Linked DNA regions of Homo sapiens: region 1 is linked to region 2. Evidence: chromatin contacts called from ENCODE Hi-C or POLR2A ChIA-PET data. All regions are on one chromosome and are shown on one strand. The core of a region is the stretch at or near the end of the contact, and the rest is flanking DNA. Distances in the headings are between cores, read along the strand shown.

Evidence for each region. Hi-C counts contacts between places; a loop is a spot of excess contacts on that map. ChIA-PET counts read pairs that join two places held with the same protein, here RNA polymerase II (POLR2A). Pooled maps may share reads with other maps.
Region 1: a loop to region 2 is called in a map of heart right ventricle, with 2.6 times the contacts of the local background. The contact joins the enhancer-like site here to the promoter of ERICH4 in region 2. A Hi-C loop is called at or near these places in 6 of 168 maps with a recorded cell type or tissue (HepG2, Right ventricle myocardium inferior, cardiac septum and 3 more), 1 of 37 single-sample maps with no recorded cell type and 8 of 50 pooled maps. POLR2A ChIA-PET finds 5 or more read pairs at or near these places in 5 of 52 experiments (A549, GM12878, HEK293 and 2 more).

Annotation. Positions count from the first base shown.
Region 1 is chr19:41,476,378-41,483,652 of GRCh38, reverse strand. PCAT19 (prostate cancer associated transcript 19) reads left to right here. Exons shown (of 3, transcript NR_136334.1): 2 at 4,369-4,572. Among named protein-coding and RNA genes, the nearest start is that of PCAT19, 21 kb to the left of the region's middle. Within about 2 kb of position 3,621, at least 12 of the 41 ENCODE cell types and tissues checked have a DNase peak (open chromatin) inside an H3K27ac peak, as active enhancers do; they include endothelial cell of umbilical vein, heart left ventricle and heart right ventricle, where a contact is called at or near this core.
Region 2 is chr19:41,440,820-41,448,268 of GRCh38, reverse strand. ERICH4 (glutamate rich 4) reads right to left here and starts at 5,113. Exons shown (of 2, transcript NM_001130514.3): 1 at 4,926-5,113; 2 at 3,504-4,263. The coding sequence starts at 5,099. The coding sequence ends at 4,045.

The sequences.
Region 1 (7,275 bases), core at 2,372-4,871, 37 kb before region 2:
ATGGCACTGCACTACAGCATGGGTAATAGAGAAAGACCTGTCTCATAAAAACAAATGAATAAATAAATAAGATAAAAAATAAAAAAGTCTCTTTATGTCCTTTGCCGACTTTTTAATGGGATTCTTTGGAGTTTTCTGTTGTAGTTGAGATCTTTGTTTACTCTCGGTATTAGTCTTTTGTCAAAGGAAAAGTTTACAAATAATTTCTTCCGTTCTGCAGTTTGTCTGCTCACTCTGTTGAGAGGATTATTTCTTTGGCTGTGCAGCAGCTTTTTGTTTCAGTAAAGCTTTTGAATTTATATAATTAAAATTTTCAGTTTGGTTTAAATTTGCACTGGTCGATTTTTGGTTTTGTTGCCTGTACTTTTGAAGTCATACTCTTGAACTCTTTACTAGACAATAACCAGAAGAGTTTTCTCTAGGTTTCTTCTCACATTTTTATTATTTCAGTACATATATTTAAGTCTATAATTCATCTTCAATTGATTTTTGTAGAAATAGTGAGAAATAGGAGTCCAGGTTTATTCTTCTGCAAATGACAATTCAATTGTTCCAGCACCAATTATTGAAAAGGGTGTGCTTTCCTCAACGTATATTCTTATCAGCTTTGTCAAAGATCAGTTGGCTATAAATGTGTGGCTTTCTTTCTGGGCTCTCTAGTCTGTTACATCAATCTGTGTGTCTATCTGTATACTACTACCATGCTGTATTGGTGATGATGGCTTTGTAATATAATTTGAAGTCAAGAAATGTGATGCTCCCAGCTTTGTTTATTTGCTTCAGAAAGGCTGAGTCAACAGCTGCAGAGATGAAGCTGCCCCTCCTCGCAGGGCTCCTTCCCGGAAAAAGATCATGGCTCCCACTGACCATATAACCATGGCTGGAACTCCTGAAATTCCCAAAGGGAGGCCCTACCCAGTGAGGGGGGATGAATGAAGGTCCTACTTAAGGAATCTGTCTGGCCACAATCAGGCACAGCAGCTGTGCTGCCTTGTGGGGGACCAGACCACCTGGATTCCCTGGAGCCTGCAGGCTAGAATGTCTGAGTCCATGGAAACACAGAAATGGAGGCCGCCCTCACCTCCCCAGAAAACTGTAGTCTCAGGCAGTCTCCAGCCGATTGCCACTGGTTGGCTGCTATTCCAAGCCAGTGGGTCTTAACTTGAGAGGTGCTGTGGAAGTGGGGCCCACGGAATGAGGCTGCTTGGCTCCCTGGATTCAGCCCCTTTTCTAAGGGAATGTACAGATGGAACTCCCGCCTTGCCCAGCTTTCCAAGTATATAAAACTCCTGAGTCTCTGTGAGTGTCTGAGCGAGTGCTCTGGCAACATTCGACACGGCTCTGTGTATCTGACCCAAGACCCTTATGGCATGAGCTAATGGGAGGATCTTCTGATCCATGCGTGGCAAAGATGCATGGGAGAAACATGGTTTGTGGGTAGGGGTTGTGCATTCACTACTGCTTCTCTTGGCTGTAGGTGAAGGTTTCTTTGGCTCTGTGCTGATACTGGGTGCACCATCACCCACCCCCTTTGTTTCTTCTCCTGGGTCAAGTCATTTGCCTAATCAGTCCCAATGTAGGAACCTGGATACTTCAGTTCAAGGTGCTGAATTCACCGTGCTTTTCATTCAGGGGAAGACAGCTGCTTCTCATTGGGCATCTTGGCCTGCCCACTTCACGTCACTTTCTGTAAAATCCACACCACTCCAGGAATATCCATTACTTAACTTCGCCTGAAATAAACAGAAGGCTCATTACACTTATCATGGGCTCACTTACTTCGCCTATAATGAAGGTGCCATGGAAATGCTAGTGGATGACGTGGTCCATTTTCTTAGGGATGAGATAGAAAAATGGTGTATGGCTTTTTAATTTAATTAAAATTTTTAGTTTGGTTTAAATTTACATTGGTCTCTTTTTGGTTTTGTTGCCTGTACTTTTGAAGTCTTACTCGTGAACTCTTTACTGGACAATGACCAGAAGAGTTTTCCCTAAGTTTCTTCTGATATTTTGACCATTTCAGTACATACATTTCAGTCTATAATTCACTTTAAATTGATTTTTGTAAACATGGTAAGAAATAGGAGTTCAGATTTATTCTTCCGCATATGACAATGCAACTGTCCCAGTACCAATTATTGAAAAGGGTGTGCTTTCCCTAGTGTATATTCTTGTCAGCTTTGTCAAAGATCAGTTGCCTATGAATGTGTGGCTTTCATTTTGGATTCTCTCGTCTGTTACATCAATCTGTGTGTCCACATTTATACCTGTACCATGCTGTATTGGTGACTATGGCTGTGTAATATATTTTAGAGTTAGGAAATGTGATGCTCCCAGCTTTGTTCATTTGCTTCAGCTGAAAAGGTTGAGTCCACAATTACAAAGATGGCAGCCGCCCATCCCCGGAGGACCTCCAACCCAGAAAGAGATCAGGCTTCCCACCAACCCTATAACCCTGGCTGGAGTTCCTGAAATTCCAACAGGGAGGACCTTCCCAGTGAGGAGGGATGAATCAAGGTCAAATTTAAAGAAACAGTCTGGCCACTATCAGGCACAGCAGCAGTGCTGCCTTGTGGGGGACCCCTCCTGCTCCAGACCAGCTGCCCTCCCTGGAGCCCGAAGGCTAGATTGTCTGAGTCTACGGAAACAGAGACGGTGGCCGCCCCAACCACCCAGAACTCGGTAGTCTCAGGCACTTGGCTTGCTATCTTGCCACTGCTTGGCTGGTATTCCAAGCCCGTGGGACTTGAGAAGTGCTGTGATGATGGGGACCACAGGATGAGGCTGTCTGGCTCCCTGTGATATGGCTGTGATGAGTGGAGGAACACCAGGGCTCATGTCTCACACAGAATTGGAGAAAATGACACAAACACATGTACAGTGGTTTTATGGCGTGCAGTTTAATAGGCAAGAACGAAGGAAGAGCTCCCCATACTGAGACAGAGGGAGGGGGGCTCCAAAGCCAAAAGAGGAAACCCGGAGTGCTGTGGATACCAATGAGTTATATGAAGAAACTGGAGGGGGTGGTGTCTGATTTGCATAGGGTTCAGGCGATTGGTTCGACCAGGCATGTCATTTATGTGGCCCACGGAAAAACTGGCCCTCCCACCTAGCCTTTGAATATGCACGTGCCGGACACCCTGATTTCCTACACTCATGGGGATATATGGGGGTGGCCATATCGCCAGGCACAGGTGGGGACAAGGGCCAGAAGAGGGCGGGAATCGCTATGTTTGGGTGGACCCAGTTTCTAATGGCCGGCATCTGCAGATCAAGGTTACCGGAGAACTCTAAAAGCCGGGGCTTTCCTGCTAGACAAGACTCATTTCTGGAGCTGCTTTAAGAAGAAACAAAACTTCCCAAGGACCCCTTTTCCTCCCTGTCTGCCCAAAATAATTTCTTAACAACTCGTATAACACCTGAATTCAGCCCCCTTACTGGGGGAATGTACCAACGGAACTCCCACCTTTCCTGGTTTCTCAAGGCTAGATTGTGTAAACCTCCTGGGTCTCGGTCTGTGTCTGAGCAGCTGCTCTGCCAACACTCCACACAGCCCTGTGTACTAGGCCCAAGGCCGCCGTGACTCAGCCCATGGGAGGATCTCCTGATTTCTTGGTTGCAAAGATCCAAGGGAGAAAAATGGTTTCTGGGGCGGGGTCACACACTCATGGCTTCTCTTGGCTGTGCAAGAAGGTTCCTTTGGCTCTGTTCCAATATAGCGTGGTTCATCACCCACCCCTGTTTTCTTTGTTCTCCTGGGTCAAGTTGTTTGCCTAGTCAGTCCCAATGTGAGAACCTGAATATTTCAGTTCACGTGCTTATCGTGAAATTCACTGAGACTTTAATTCAGTGGAAGGCAGCCTCTTCTAATTGGCCATCTTGGCCCGCCCCCTCCACGTCACCTCCCATAAAATGGCCACGCTCTCCAGGGACGATACCATTATATATCTTTACGTGAAACCGACAGAACACTCATTACACTTTTTGTGAGCTCATTTACTTCACTTATAATGAACATGGCCATGGAAATGCTAGTGGAGAAAGTGGTCGATTTTCTGATGGATGTGATAAAAAAATGGTTTGCCGACCAATTAATGACATATGTCTCAAAACTAGTAACGAGACCCTTAATCGCTGGGTTGAAGTTTCTAATCAAGAAGATGCTCATCTATGTATTCAACAAAGCAGCTTCCCTTGCTTCTGAAATGCTTCCAAACAACATCTCATATTTCCTGAAGAAGATAATGCCTGGACAAGCAGCACAAGTCATTCAGGTTTACTTTCAGCTCATAAATCCAGCAGGATATTCGCACAATTGTTGGGAAACCTTATCAGTTCATGAGTCGTGCATGTTTCCTTTAATTTCAGGAGGAAGAGGGTAATCTGGAAGAGTTTCCTGACCTACTCTGCTGCTGTGATTAAACAACCACCAGGAAATTTTGATGACACTGTTCTCCTGAGCTCCTCCCTTTCCTCGGGGAAGAAAAGCATTGAAACTACAAAAATAAAGTGTTATTTGGCTGGAGTGAGGTCTCATGTCTGCTTATGCGGTGGCTCGCTGCTCAGAACAGGGTGAGTCTCTGAGTTGTACGCTGAGGAGGGGAGGCTGTCAATCTAGAAAAAACCCATTGCATGGGACACCTCCATGGGGTCTGGGGGGCTGAGGATGAGGAGCTGGACTGGATCTAGGGAAGGAGGAGGTTTCAGAGGGTGAAATTCTGGCAGTAAATCCTGGGGGTGTTTGAAAACTTCCTCCCTCAGAAGGAGAAGACTCAGGGAGGAATAAGGACAAACCATGGGTCCCTTGAGGGGCATTTACTAACTTAAGAGGACTTTATCGGGAAGCAGAGTGACAATGGCCTCCTTGAGGACTGAGGCCCCTGGATAAATGAGGCCCAGATCCAGATCCAGTCCATGGGAGATGAGACCTTCAAGGGACATATTTTTGTTGGGACAGAGGAAAAGTGCAGCTCTGCAGCTGCAGAGGAAGCCTTGGCAGTGTGAAAGCGACCTTGGAGGGGGCCCTGTGCGTTCTGAATGCTTCTGAGGTCCATCCCCTGTCCCCGCCTCTTTTTCTGGATTTTTTGGGCTCCATGGTCTCCGCCATCTTCTGAGCGCTCCACGCTGCCACCTTCAGTTTTCTCTTCTGGGCTCCAAATACTCCAAAATCTTTCATATCTGTGCCCCTACCCCTGTTTTTAGCATGTGTTGGGACTCCAGGTCCCTGAAGGTTTCTGGCCTGAAATCCACCTCCCCAGCGGTGTGGATTCTGCTCTAGAGACCCCGCACTTGGCAAGGTTCCCAGGCCCCTGGGGGACAACCGAGTGGTATGTGCACTTCAGGGCTCCACACTCGGCAAGGTCTTTCAAGCCCTTGGGGTTCCCTCCTCAGTTTTCTTCACATGTCTGGGATGTAGTCACTCTATAAATGCCGGGATGTGATCCCCACCCCAGTGATTTTTTTTAGTTCCATGAGTGTTGCTATCTGAATAGTCATCCTGAGAGTGATGGGACCTTTTGAATTTGCAGCAAGTTTTAGATTAGTGTGAGTGGCCTGAGATCGCAAAACTGGGGCTAGCATTGGATGTGAGGTTAGGCTGGTGGAAAAATTTGCCCAGAACCTGAGGAGTGTGGGCTCACTGCAGGTGGTTAGGATCAGCACAGAATTGCAAGGATGTATAGCTTTGGGGTAAAGAATAACATGGTTCAGAAGTACATGTATTAGTCTTTTCATGCATTACTATAAAGAATTACCTGAGACTGGGTAATTAATTATAAAAACTCAGGTTTAATTGGCTCATGGTTCCACAGGCTGTACAAAAAGGATGATGCTGGCCATCAGCTCAACTTCTGGGGAGGCGTCAGAAAACTTAGAGTCATGGCAAAAAGCACAAGGGAATCAGGCTCATCCTCCATGGCCAGAGCTGGAGCTAGTGGTAGGAGAGGTGCTGCACACTTTTGAACAATCAGATCTTTTTAGAACTCTATCACCAGACAGCACCTAGAGGATGGTGCTAAATTATTCATGAAATATCCACCCATATGATCCACTCAATTCTCACCGGCCCAACCAGGACCACCTCCACCATTGGGGATTACAATTACACATGAGATGTGGGTGGGGACACAGATCCAAACTCGATCAGTGGGCATCTTGGACTGGGTCTACTATAGAAGAAGAACCAGGAGCTGACTATCATCCTTAAGACTGCCCATGATGGCCAGGCAGGGTGGCTCATGCCTGTAATCCCAGCACTTTGGGAAGCCAAGGTGGGTGAATCCCCTGAGGTCAGGAGTTTGAGACCAGCCTCGCCAACATGGTGAAACCCTGCCTCTACTAAAAACACAAAAAATTAGATGGGTGTTGTGCCAGACGCCTGTAATCACAGCTACTCCAGAGGCTGAGGCATGAGAATTGCTTGAACCTGGGAGGCGGAGGTGGCGGTGAGCCCCAGTCGCACTGCTACACTCCAGCATGGGCAACAATACCAAAACATCGTCTCAAAAAAAAAAAAAAAAAAAAAAAAGGCTGCCCATGACCACTGCCCCAGTGAGAGGGACACCAGCATGGCTAAGATCAAGTGCTGGACATTCTTCATGGGTCAGACATTAAAGCAGGCCACACTGTTACAGAGATGGGCTCCATTCATAGCAACAAAGTGGTGAGAAGATGTGGGAATGGCAGAGGCCAGCACTTTGCCATCAATGCAAGGTGGGCATAAGGAGCTGGCACCAGTGCCAGAGTGCATCAGGGGAGGACTGCTTTGCAATATCTAGCACTTACCTCTTAGAGTATGTTTCATTAGGGACAACAGATATAAATGGCAGACAAGTGAGTCCCTTCAGTAACAGGAAATAGAAATCATCAAGAGGAACAGAAACAGATGTCAGCAGCCCTCATATAAAGTCATCATCCTTCATCCAGTTAAAACCTGAGACAGTTCTCACATAAGAAGGTCTAATTCAAAAAGAGACTGGGTTCTCATGAGGCAGGTTCATGCAAAACCAAGGGAAGTATACAACTTTGGGATTCTCCAGCTTCCCTTGGAAAAGACCTACAATCATTTGCTTAGGTAACTGAGCACTGAACAAAGGTGAGTATTGTTATCTTTCAGAAGCTGTTGGCCATGAAGGTCTTGCTGGCATAAAACCCATGGTTGGAAACATCACCATGACCCCTGTTAGAGTAATGGCCTAAGGGCAAGGGTCAGGAAATTGATGTATTCCTTGCCAACTTCTGCGAGACGAGTGTTGGTCCACTCATCTCTTTCACGGA
Region 2 (7,449 bases), core at 3,864-6,363:
GTTTGGAATTTTGATAATGTTCAATTCATCCATTTTTTTTTTTTTTTTTTTGGTTCTTTCTACTGGACCACCACTCTTGAGCCCTCTAATCCAACCTCCACGCGGCAGCCAGAGGGAGCTCTCTAAATGTAATTACTCTTTCCCTGCTCCACCTGCTCAAAACAGTGTCACATTTGTGATTTAAAACAGTATTTCTCAAACCTAATTTGCAAACAAAGCAGGTGGAACTCTTCTTGTATGCACAGCATCTGATTTGGTTGGTCTGGCATGGGTCTGGGAGTGAGCACACCTACCAAGCGGCTGCTGGGGTAACTTGCGTTTTCCACTGATGATTTCAGCAATGTTTCCGGTCCCACATGCTCCTCCAGAACCTTGTACTCCCCCATGAAAAGGTGGAGTCCATTTCCCCTTCCTTTATTTATTTTTTTGAGACGAAGTTTCACTCTTGTTGCCCAGGCTGGAGCGCAATGGCGTGATCTCAGCTCACCGCAACCTCCGCCTCCTGGGTTCAAGCAATGCTTCTACCTCAGCCTCCCGAGTAGCTGGGATTACAGGTATGTGCCACCACGCCCAGCTAATTTTGTATTTTTAGTAGAGACGGGGTTTCTCCATGTCGGCCAGGCTGGTCTCAAACTCCCGACCTCAGGTGATCCGCCCGCCTCAGCCTCCCAAAGTGCTGGGATTACAGGCGGGAGCCACCGCGCCCGGCTATTTCCCCTTCCTTTGAACCTGATCAGGACTTGACGATGGCATCAACATGGTGAGAGTGACCCTGCATGGCTTATGAGGCTGGGTTACACAAGGCGATGTTGCTTCTGACTGGCTCCCTCTCAGGATACATGCCCTTGGAACCCATCCTCTAAGCTCCTTGGGAGCCCAACTTAGCCCATGTGGAGACAAGACAGGGAGAGAAACAGAGGCACCCCCAGCCCTCAGCCAGCATCAACCGCCAGACAGGAGAGCAAATGCGCCAACAATGATTCCAGCTGAAGCCTCAGACAGCGTGGAGCAGAGATGAGGGATCCCTGCAGATTGCAGATGCGTGAGCAAAATGCATGCTGTCACTGTTTTGAAACAACAATGTCTGGGGGCTGTTTGTTATGCAGCAATAGACAGCTGTAACAATGCTGTTACTGCTGTATTCCATGAATGACTGCACTTTGAGTAGCAGGGGGCTAGATCACTAGATAAGCCCCATGGCTTCTGTGTATGCTATTTTTCTACTTTTATATCCTTTTCATTCACTTTTTTTTTTTTTTTTTTTGAGACAGAGTCTCACTCTGTTGCCCAGGTGGGAGTGCAGTGGTGCAATCTTGGCGGACTGCAACCTCCACTTCCCGGGTTCAAGCAATTATTGTGCCTCAGCCTCCTGAGTAGCTGCGACTATAGATGCACCCCCATGCCTGGCTAGTTTCCGTATTTTTAGTAGAGACGGGGTTTTGCCATGTTGGCCAGGCTGATCTCAGACTCCTGACCTCAGGTGATCCACCCACCTTGGCCTCCCAAAGTGCTGGGATTACAGGCGTGAACCACTGCACCCAGCCTCATTCACTTTCTTTACTTGGCTCATTTTTCCTTGTTGCCTCAATTCTCCTCTAAGATCACTTTCCTGACATTTCAGCCTGGGCCTGTTGCCTTCTCTGGGTCCCCTCCGCCTCCTGTGCCTCCCCCATCTCAGCCTTGATCCCTCAGATTATACTTCCTCTGTCCCCACCCTGACCATCTTGGCTGTCCCTGGATAGGGATGGGTATCTTCTCCCACTGGTCTGGGAGATCTGGAAGGACAGGCCTGGAAAAGACTTGGTCACTGCTGGAAGGAGCTCAGTTAGTGTGGTGCTGAGGACAGTACGGGTGAGGCTGGCCCCTTCACCCAAACTCCCACTCTCTTCCATAGATTTCACCTCTGTGGCCCAGGCCATAGGATTAGGGCAACTCCCCTTAAACATCGAGTCCATCCTCCAAGCTGTCCTTTTTTTTTTTTTTTTTTTTTTTTTTGAGACAGAGTCTCGCTCTGTTGCCCAGGCTGGAGTGCAGTGGCGCGATCTCGGCTCACTGCAAGCTCCACCTCCAGGGTTCACTCCATTCTCCTGCCTCAGCCTCCCGAGTAGCTGGGACTACAGGAGCCTGCCACCACACCCGGCTAATTTTTTGTATTTTTAGTTGAGACGGGGTTTCACCGTGTTAGTCAGGATGGTCTCGATCTCCTGACCTCGTGATCCGCCCGCCTCGGCCTCCCAAAGTGCTGGGATTACAGGCGTGAGCCATCGCGCCCGGCCTCATGCTGTTCTTGAATAGTGAGCACCTGTTACAAGTCGCCCCACCAGCCTCTCACTTGTACCCCCCTCATCTCTTTCTCCCCAAGAGACAGAGGACCCTGGCACTTGTGAAGCATGACCCAGACCCTGGGGCCATGGCATCCAACATCCTCATTCCCCATGACCCCTACTGTCTAGATGTAGCTGCCAAGAGACCCCCAGACTCCCCGGGCCTCTGTCTAGAGTGCCAAGACAGAGAGAGAATGCCCTGCCGCTTGCATGCTTTGTGGGGTGTCCTTCCCCCTTCCCTGGCTGCTAGGCGTGACTTCAACGTTCTCCCCAACCCCCAAACAGCAGCACTGACACCAGCTGCAGACCTGGCTCAGGTTAGCTAATGAGGACCAGGCTGGGGATGGAGCCTGAACCCCTAAACCCCAGTCCTGTACCCCACCCTAATCCTGGGGTCTCCACTGGACAAAACGAAGCAGCTTGGTTTTTCGTTGTTATTGTTTTTGAGATAGAGTATCTCTCTGTCTCCCAGGTTGGAGTGCAGTGGCGTGATCTCAGCTCACTGCAGCCTCCGCCTCCCGGGTTCAAGTGATTCTTGTGCCGCAGCCTCCCCAGTAGCTGGGATTACAGGCGCGTGCCACCACACCCAGCTAATTTTTGTATTTTTAGTAGAGACAGGGTTTCACCATGTTGGCCAGGCTGGTCTGAAACTCCTGACCTCAAGTGATTTCCCAGCCTCGGCCTCCCAAAGTGGAAGCGGCTTATTTTTAAGGAGAAAACTCCCGTGGAAAGGAATCAGCACCTCCTCTGTCAACATTTCACTTCTCTGAAAAGACTCTCACTTCCAACAGAAAGTGCTTTGTAACACAACAATGAGGCTGGGCGAGGTGGCTCATGCCTGTAATCCCAGCACTTTGGGAAGCTGAGGCGAGTGGATCACGAGGTCAGAAGTTCGAGACCAGCCTGACCAATATGGTGAAACCCCGTCTCTACTAAAAATACAAAAATTAGTTCCGTGTGGTGGCGTGAGCCTGTAATCCCAGCTACTCAGGAGGCTGAGGCAGGAGAATGGCTTGAACCCAGGAGATGGAGGTTGCAATGAGCCGAGATCACGCCACTGCACTCCAGCCTGGGCAACAGAGTGAGACTCCGTCTCAAAAAAAAAAAAAAAAGAATGAGAACATATGGACACAGGGAGGGGAACAATACACACAAACAAAATTTAGAAACAGGTGAAAATAATTTTAGTAATATTTTTACTAATACTGATATGCTCAAAATATTATTATTTCAATAAGTAATCTAAAAATTATTGAGATGTCTTATGTTCTTTTCATCATACTAAGCCTTTAATATTTGGTGTGTATTTTACACTCACAGCACATCTCAATTTGCAGTCCCCATGTTTCAAGCACTAAATAACCATGTGTGTCCGGTGGCTACCATACTGGACAGCGTTGATCTGAAATCGCATCTGTATGCATCACCAGCATATTTGCAGAGATCCCCATCTCAGCAGCACACCTGAGGCTCATCTGCGAAAGCACCTGCAACTTCTCTACAACCTCCCACATCACCTCCAAACACATCCTCATGTCATCTGCAAACACACCCATAGCTCACAGGCCAATGCCTAAATATCATTGCAGGCACCTTCAGAGAAAGCACTTACTAAAGGGGTATACTTGATTCCACATCTGCTTTGACCTGCAAATCTCCCTTCTCCTTTACATACATTTGCATCTCATTTGTATGTCAATCTAAATCCACTGGCAGAGCCTCAGATCATCATCTCAAAGTCAGGTGGATGTGGGGCTGGGCAGGCCTCCAGGTGTTCCTCCTCCTGCTTCCTCTGGGGCTCTTGATCCTCCTCCTCTTCCTTGCTGCTCTCCTCCTCCTCCTCCAATATGGTGACCAGTTCCTCCCGCAGCGCCCCCATCTCCAGCCCCAGGCTGCACAGCTGTCCCAGCAGCTGGACATCCACTCGGCGCAGGTTCCCCTGCCAGTAGGAAGGGGACGTCACAGGGATGCCACCCCAGAGAGCAAGGGGTCTCTCCAGGACCTGGGTGAGAGCAGGTCCCAACTCATGTCCTGGCCACAGCGCCTGGGCAGGGTCCTCACTGTGCCCATGGACCCTAACTGCCTTCCTGCTTCTCAGAGTGTCTCTTGATCTCTAACTCTTCTCTTTGTCTCTCCATTTCATTGTCCCTGACTTCTCTCTCTCTGTCTCCTCCCTCTCTTATCTATATCTGTCCCTGTTTCCCTTTGTCTCTGTCCCCATTTATTTTTTGTCTTTCCATGCCCCTGTCTCTCTGTCTTTATGTGTTGCCATTTCTCTGCCCCTGCCTTTGGCTCTCTTTCTCTCGCTTGCCCTCTCTCTGCCCTCCCCAACTTTCTCAAATTCAGTCTGTCTCTCCATCTCTGTTCCTGCTCTCCGTCTCTGCTTCCCACCTCTGTCCCTCTCTTTTGGGATCTCCCTGTCCCCACCTCTGTTCCCGTCCCTCACTCTATGTCTGTCTCTCGGTGTCTGTACATGCCTCTCATGTCTCTGCTTCTATCTCTCAGATTCTGTTTTTCGATCTCTGGCCTTCTCTATTTTTGTTCATTTCCATTCATTCTCATTTCCTCTCTTTCTCTTTCCCTTCCAAACCCCTCACTCACCAGCTCCTCCCTGATCCACAGCAGACTATCGCAGGCACCTCCAGTGTCTGCCCCTGCAGTCCTGAGGGTCTGACCAGGGATTTCCACTGGGGAGACCTCCCTCAGGGCCTGGGGGGGTGGGCCCAGCCCCGGAGGCACCAGTCCAGCCTGATTCAGCTGCCTCCACAGTTCCATCGTCTCTGAGCTATGGCTGCAAGGAGCAGGAAGTAGCAAGGTCCAGGGTGGCCTGGTCCCCTGGGGAGCTGTGTGCGTGGTGGAGAGTAAAGGGCAGAGGGAGTGGGATGGGGGTTCCTGGGAAAGGTATCCCAAAGTCCACTCTTCAGAGAGAATCAGCTGGCCTTGTGCTTTTCTTTTTCCTTCTGAAGTCTAACCTCAACTCTGCTCACAGGGTTCAAACATAGCCTCTTGCAGAGGTCTAACTCCACCCTTCCCTGCCTGTCTCAGGCCTGACCCCTCAGGGGCGCTCAGTGTCTGTAGATGCCTGGCACCCTCTGTCCTTCCACCTGCCCCCCACCACCACTTCTCCAGCCTCTCCTCAGCCTCCATTTGACCTCTGGCTTGCCCATAGCTTGGTCCTTGCTTGTCCTCTTGGCACGGGTCATCCTAGGGCTTTCCCACCAGTGTGCCTTTGGGGGCAGGAATGGCTCCCAGGGGCACCAAGACAGCAATCCCTTAGCTGGAGTGCCTGTGTCCAGGCTGCTGGCCTAGGGCCAAGCAGCCAATTCTGCTGACCCTGGACTTGCCTATGGGTATATTATCCCTGTTGAGGGTGAGGGCTTCTGCTGTGGAAAAGTCTGGGAAGCACTGCAGGCCTCTCTCGGCCTTGGACCCTTCCTTCAGACCCAAGGTGCATATATATACATATATATAATGGTAGATCACGAGGTCAGGAGATCAAGACCATCCTGGCCACATGGTGAAACCCCGTCTCTAGTAAAACACAAAAAATTAGCCGGGCATGCTGCCGCGTGCCTGTAGTCCCAGCTACTCGGGAGGCTGAGGCAGGAGAATGGTGTGAACCCAGGAGGTGGAGGTTGCAGTAAGCCAAGATCACGCCACTGCATTCCAGCCTGGCGACAGAGCAAGACTCCATCTTAAAATAAACAAATGAACAATATATATATATATGTATTTTGTTTTTTGAGACAGAGTCTCGCTCTGTCATCCAGGCTGGACTGCAGTGGTGCAATCTTGGCTCACTGCAACCTCCGCCTCCCGGGTTCAAGCGATTCCCCTGCCTCAGCCTCCTGAACAGCTGGGGTTACAGGTGCACGCCACCACACCTGGCGAATTTTTGTATGTTTAGTGGAGACGGGGTTTCACCATGTTAGCCAGGCTGGTCTCAAACCCCTGACCTCAGGTGATCTGCCCACCTCGGCCTCCCAAAGTGCTGGGATTACAGGCGTGAGCCAACGCGCCCAGCCCCAAGTCCCTTTTACCATAGAAAGTAACATAGTCACAGTGCCCAGGGATTCACAGGTATGGGGAGAGGGTTCGTTATTCAGCTGCCACACCCACCTTCCTAAACCTGCTGCCCTTCCAGTTTCCTCACGTGCACAGCCACGCCCGTCTGCTTTTAGTTTCTCAATCTGTTGGCTTAACCTTCAAAACAGGCCCAGGATTTGAGCACTTCTCACCATTCCCTCTGCCCCATCCCCATTCATCTCTTGCCTAGACTGCTACAGCAGCCTCTTTTACTGGTCCCCTGCATCCACCCTTGCCCTCTAAGGCAAGGGTCCCCAGTCCCTGGGCCAAGGACCAGTACCAGCCCCTCGCCTGCTAGGAACTGGGCCGCACAGCAAGAGATGAGCAGCGGGTAAGTGAGCATTACCGCCTGAGCTCCGCCTCCTGTCACATCAGCAGTGGCATTAGATTCTCATAGGAGGCAAACCCTATTGTGAACTGTGCGTGCGGGGGATCTAGGTTGCCTGCTCCTTATGAGAATCTAATGCCTGATGATCTCAGGTGGAACAGTTTCATCCCAAAACCATCCCCACCCCACCCCCGACCCCCAGTCTATGGAAAAATTGTCCTCCACGAAACCAGTCCCTGGTAACAAAACGGTTAGGGACCGCTGCTCTAAGGTACATTCTCCACCTGGCAGAAATAATCTTTACAAAATGTAAATCCGATTTTGACACTCCCTTCTTCCCACTGTGAATAGAATAAAACCCTACCAGGCCTGCACCGTCAGCCCCTGCCCACCTCTCAACCCAGTCTCCTATCTCTGTCTGCAAGCTGGTTCCCACCTCAAGGCCTCTCTGCTCTAGAGGCTACCTCTCCCTGCAGCGCTTTTCCCCTAGATCTTTGAATGGCTCTTTCCTTATCATTCACTTCTACTTCAATGTCACCTCTTCAGAGAGGCCTTTGCTGATGGCCCTACACCCAGTCACTTTTTTTTATCTGCTTCTCATCAAAATTGCCTTGCTGATTCCTTTGTTTCTTATTCATCCTCTCCCACATCCATCCTCTCCCAGCCCAGAATGTTGACTTCCTGAGAGAGGGACTGGGTCTGTCCTGCTCA